2 separate regions of the Homo sapiens genome follow, and region 2 is linked to region 1. Evidence: chromatin loops called from intact Hi-C (ENCODE). Cell type or tissue: Panc1. All regions are shown on one strand. Each heading gives the region's core, and the rest is flanking DNA. Links, peaks and the distances in the headings are about the cores only. Region 1 overlaps NFE2L3 (NFE2 like bZIP transcription factor 3). Region 2 has its middle 6.4 kb from the start of SNX10.

Evidence for each region. A loop is a pair of places that touch in the nucleus more often than their neighbours do. Peaks named below come from ENCODE experiments on the same cell type or tissue, not always from the same donor. Only the 100,000 strongest peaks of a DNase experiment are listed, where the experiment ranks them.
Region 2: it touches region 1 in a loop (2.3-fold over the local background); 5 of 110 quality-filtered maps call a loop at or near these places.

What each region holds. Positions count from the first base shown.
Region 1 is chr7:26,183,231-26,186,159 of GRCh38, reverse strand. It overlaps NFE2L3 (NFE2 like bZIP transcription factor 3), which reads right to left. Exons shown (of 4, transcript NM_004289.7): 3 at 2,376-2,459; 4 at 1-1,627. The coding sequence ends at 377. Among named protein-coding and RNA genes, the nearest start is that of HNRNPA2B1, 16 kb to the left of the region's middle. RefSeq lists enhancers at 290-519, 540-589. In Panc1, for the core only: no CTCF peak of the experiment used is centred there; no DNase peak of the experiment used is centred there; H3K27ac peaks cover 195 bases.
Region 2 is chr7:26,283,991-26,286,919 of GRCh38, reverse strand. No RefSeq gene overlaps it. Among named protein-coding and RNA genes, the nearest start is that of SNX10, 6.4 kb to the left of the region's middle. In Panc1, for the core only: CTCF peaks have their summits at 1,461 and 1,665; a DNase peak (open chromatin) is centred at 1,679.

The sequences.
Region 1 (2,929 bases), core at 90-2,589:
AACTGAAATACCTCTTAAAATAATTTGATCCCCAGTGTTTGCTCTTTTTGAAGTAACCAACTTACTCTTAAAAAGGATGGCTGCCAAGATGGAAAGTCTTACTGGGTTTTCATGTTAACCTATTCTTTGGACATAACTATGAATTTTGTATACAATGCACTTCATGAAAAGTTGTGGCTCCCCCAGATTGCCCACAAGTGTGATCTTGAAGTCCTAAACATTTGTCCATGTAAGCTTCAAAACAGCGTTAACTGAGTTATTCAAGTAGCAGTACTTAAAGATACAATTCTTGAAGCAGTTTCAATGGTTTCTGATCCAAATAATCAGTTTCTGAACATTACTACTTCACATAATAGAGTCCATCTTCAGTTTCTTCTCACTTTCTCTTTCCCTTTTGGGTTTCCTTTTTGTGGCCTGAGGCCACCAGTTCTTTGGGTACTATCAAGATACTTCCATCATGGGTACACTGGAGAGCATAGTGGTTGGGATTGACTGGCCTACCTTGGTCATCTCTTAATCTACTAAAAATATCATGATAAAGGTCATGCAGTTTCTGTTTCATTATGTTAATAGCTTTGTTACATTGTGCTTGCTCTCTCTTAAGAGTTTCCTTCTTTGCTTGCAAGTTACATACATCATCTTCTAAATTCAAAATTATGTCCAATTTGCGTTTACGACAGTTCTGCGCAGCAACTTTATTTTTCCCTCTTCGTCTGATGTCACGGATAAGTGAGACTTGTAGGTCTGTCAGATAATATCTACTTAACATGCTATTGAAAGAATCAACAGGCATGCCGACAATTTCATCTACAGAAAAAGGGATATGCAAAGCTTTAGCACGCTGTTCATCACGGCTCAAGTTTCTATCTGTGTCTTCAAGGTATCTACTCCTTATCTTCTGTGACTTCCCAGGCCACGGAAAAGGTTCAGAAGTAGATTCTGGTGCAGTTGGCTGTAAGTGGTAAGTGTGGTTATGAAATACGTGTTGAAATGTAAGATCTCCATGGAAATCAGAATCACTTTGATCCAAGTGACAAAGCTTACTGGGTTCTGGGTAGTAGCCACCTACAGCACCTTCTAAGTCATGATGGGAACTAGATTCATGGTCAGTGCAATAACCTATAGCACCTTCATCACACACAGAGTGAGAGGAATTAGACTTGATGACAGAGGTATTATTGTGACTTGAATCTAAAGAAAGGCCAGAATCAGAATCTGGTTCATCAAAAAGCTGAGAAACATCGATTGGATCAAAGTTGTCTTCTGTGGCCAATGACATTAAGTTTATCTCATCAAATATATTTATGTCAAGGTCATACAGTAGGTCTTGGCTTGTTAGATTCCTCATATGATTGTCAACCGGTGAAAGAAATCCTGTCAAATTAGTTCCAGGAAGGGTTTGCTCAGGATTGGTGGTATGAGAATTTAACTGCAGAAATGGTTCTTGTGACTGTGAAGTCCTTGCTGTTGGATCTCTTCTAAATGTATTGTTGGGACAAAGCAAGATGGCCTCATGAAGATTCACATCCTGACTTATAGCCTGGCTGAAGTTTACATGATAATGTGCTGAAGAATTCATGCCATCACTGATACTGCCTGGAAGAGGAATATCTCCCAATGAGATGCCCTGAAAAACGAAGGAGAAACACTTCAAACATGAATAGCCCTATTTCTGAAGCAGTTCTATTACCTAACAACTTTCTTTCCCCTCTTTTGTCAATTCCTCTACATTTAATAGAGATAGATGCTGTTGGCAGTAACTTCCTAGTTAAATACAGGCAATACAATACGAGATGTGAGTCCAAATCAGAATACCTGGAATTCTGAGTAACCTAGAAATTAAGATGGATTAGTATAAAAGCTGACTGGATTTTCTTAAAAAGTCTAATGTTACAATCTTGTAATTTGCTACTTTATAATAAGATGCAACTCATCCTAGCGGTTGGTAATCACATTGTGGAGGGTCAGGGATAATAAACTACAGTGAAGTAGTCTGGAGGAGAGAGGCTGTTTAAATGCCTCTAAGCGCTAAAACTACAAGGCTATTGTGAATATTGCTGCAATAAACATGGGGGTGCAGGTGTCCCTTTGATACACTGATTTCCTTTCCTTTGGATAAATACCTGATAATTCTTTTAGTTTTTTGAGAAATCTCCACGCTGTTTTCCATGACTAGTCTAAATTTGATTATACCTTTGGGATTATTTGGAAAGAGGAATGCTATACATATTTGGTTAATTCTAAGCTGAAGTGCTTCTGTAAAAATAAGCATTACTTTAAACTGCTGTGTCATCCAAGTAAAGGAGTTGTATTTGTTCACCAAAAGGTCAGTGCAGATATGTTCCTGCGAGGATAAAAGCCAAAGTTCCAATTACCTCCAGTGAATTTTCAGGCTGTGATGAAAGCAACTGGAATAAGTCTTCCAGAGAGAAAGAAGTATCTGTCCCATTCAGATGTCTCTGTAGAGAAACACAAAAAGTGCATCTTTCACATAAAAGACTGAACTGGTTGGGGCTTTAGGCTTTATCTTTAAAGGATCACCAGGTATTATTTCCACACTGGATTTTTATGCTATTATGTTCCTTGGTTGGAAGTTCTACTTTTTATTATATTTTGAGACGGATCTCACTCTGGCCCAGAATGGAGTGCAGTGGTGCAATCTCGGCTCACTACACCCTCTGCCTCCCAGGTTCAAAGGATTCTCCTGCCTTAGCCTCCGGAGTAGCTGGGATTACAGCTGTGCACCACCACGTCTGGCTAATTTTTGTATTTTTAGTAGAGACAGGGTTTCACCATGTTGGCCAAGTTGGTCTCGAACTTTTGACCGCAAGTGATCCACCCACCTAGGCCTCCCAAAGTGCTGGGATTACAGACGTGAGCCACTGCAGCTGACCTATTTCTCTGATTATGGTACTCAGTATTTCAACAT
Region 2 (2,929 bases), core at 226-2,725, 100 kb before region 1:
AAAAAGACTAGAAAAACGTTTTGAGTGACCTTACCTGTTTGTAAGACGAAAGGGTTTAACTTCTCATCCATCCACCCACCTCCTTATTCTTGTTAGTGGACTACTGTTCTCCCAGTTAACACCCCAAACACGCTAACTTTGGCACTTCCTTTGACCCAATCCCTTCCTTTGATCCACTCAGGTCCAAGATCCATACATTTCGTCTTGGCCAGATCATGGTGGAACTCACCTTCTGTGTTCTATTCTCCTGCAGACACTCTCAACTCTCAGAATCCTACAGTAGCCTCTCTACAGTGATCCAATTTACTGGTTTTTCGAACGCCTTTAGCATCAGAACCCTTTCTTCAAATGAACCCCATTTATAAAACAAAGAAAAACACAATTCCATTACTATACGTTTATCTGATGAATTCAATTTTGTAGCATTTGCTAATTATAGAGAAATCAATGACCATTGGAAACTGTTTTGTTGAACACCAAGATTTGAAATCAGGGATTTGTGAAAGATCGTTGGACTCTCCTATCAGTTTCAACATCCCATTTTTTTCCCTCTATTTGATTGCTCAATATTAACAAGATTCCAATCTACTCAGAGAAATATTTGCAAATGGTAACAATTCAGACATATGAAAAAGGAGTAGTTGAAATTTTTGTTTCAAAGTTGAAGCACTAAGGGCATCTCACATCCTCACATTTTATCACTTACAGAAGTTGCAAGTAAGAAGACCAATCCTCACTGTAAATGCTAAAGTGTCTATAATGGGAATTATCACCACACGACTTGCTACATGTTCATTTGGCTTTACACGACTGACAGGAGCACACACCCAAGCAGAGGTAGGCACCTTGCCCAATATTCCCCAGGACCACCAAGGGATGCTCTGCAGTGATGTCCTGCTCATTCTGCTCTACCAAAGTAACTTCATTCCTGGGAAAGAGAAAACAAAAACAAAAAAGCCCTTGCATTATCAAAAGCTACATTTTAAGGCCTAACGTGGTGGCTCATGCCTGTAATCCCAGCACTTTGGGAGGCCGAGGCGGGCAGATCACTTGAGGTCAGGAGTTCAAGACCAGCCTGGCCAACATGGTGAAACCCCATCTTTACTAAAAACTACAAAAATTAGCCAGGCGTGGTGGCGCACACTTGTAGTCCCAGCTACTGGGGCAGCTGAGGGAAGAGACTCACTTGAACCTGGGAGGCAGAGGTTGCAGTGAGCTGAGATCAGCCACTGCATTTCAGCCTGGATGACATAGTGACACTCTGTCTCAAAAAAAAAAAGAAGAAAAGAAAAAAGAAAAAAAAAAGCTGCATTTTAAAAGCATTGGTTTCAATGGTGAATTTTATTTTATTATTATAAACTAAAAATAAATTGGTTGATTAAAACTGACAAAAACAAAACAAACCTTAGCCATTACTGAGCATATCAAACATAAACCCATTCCCAATCATCTAATTTCTAAGCTTTTGATATAAATTGCAGTATGGTATAATTGGCACCAACACTCAACCAAAGAACAAGAGACCAGTAGAGAAGCCATCTTCTTGCATGGAGAAGCTGGGTTTTTTTTGTCTTGGGTGGGTTTGGTTTTCTTTAGTGCTCTGCATATAGCCTTTAGTACCTGTACACGTGGTACTAGTTCTGGATATTGGGTGCATTATAGTCTATAACCATGTGGAGGTAGTAGAGTACGGTGGTTAAGGCTCAGGCTCCAGCGCTGAAAAGCTTCTGTCTAATCCCCAAATTCTTTAGGCAAGTCACTTCATGTCTCTAAGCCTCAGTTTTCTTATCTGTGAAATAGTACCTATCCAACAGGGTTGTCATTACGAAATAATAGATAGAAATTACTAAGTCCAGGACTGCAGCAGAGTAGGAAAGAGCTTCATAAACATGATTTTGATGTCGTTGTTTTTAGTGCACAGCTCATCTTTCCTAAATAAATGGTTGCATAATATCCAAATCTCTTTATGACAACTTTTGCAGAAGAAAGTATACTTATACTCATTTATACAATTTTCTGTGAATGGACATACATAGGACTAAGTTTTTTTTTTAACAACCAACCTATGTATATGTATGAAATTCCTCTGAAAGGATGAACTTTGGTGAGGAGAAATAAGGAGGTAAGGGCAAACATGAGAGGAAGATTGCTTTTTAATGTATATCCTTTTGAACCATTCAAATGTTACGTAGAGTGCATTCAACAATGTATAAACAGGCCAGGCGCGGTGACTCATGCCTGTAATTCCAGTATGTTGGGAGGCCAAGGCCAGAGGCCTGAACCCAGGAATTCAAGCCTAGCTTGGGCAACATAGTGAGACCTTATCTCTGCAAAAAATAAATTAAAAAAAAAAATAGCCAAGCACAGTGGTGCACACCTGTGGTCCTAGCTTCTCAGCAGGCTGAGTTGAGAGGACTGCTTGAACCCAGGAGGTGGAAGCTGCAGTGAGCTGTTATCATGCCACTGCACTCCAGCCTGGGTGACAGAGTAAGACCCTGTCAAAAAAAAAAAAAAATATATATATATATATATATATATACACACACACACACACAGACAATATATATATATTTATATATATACTATATATTTCTCTATATACACTATATATAATATATAAATATATGTATGTATATATTTATAAGATATACAAATATATGTATGTATATATTTATAAGATATACAAATATATGTATGTATATATTTATGATACACAAATATATGTATGTATATATTTATAAGATACACAAATATATGTATGTATAGATTTATAAGATACACAAATATATGTATGTATATATTTATAAGATACACAAATATATGTATGTATATATTTATAAGATACACAAATATATGTATGTATAGATTTATAAGATACACAAATATATGTATGTATAGATTTATAAGATACACAAATATATGTATGTAT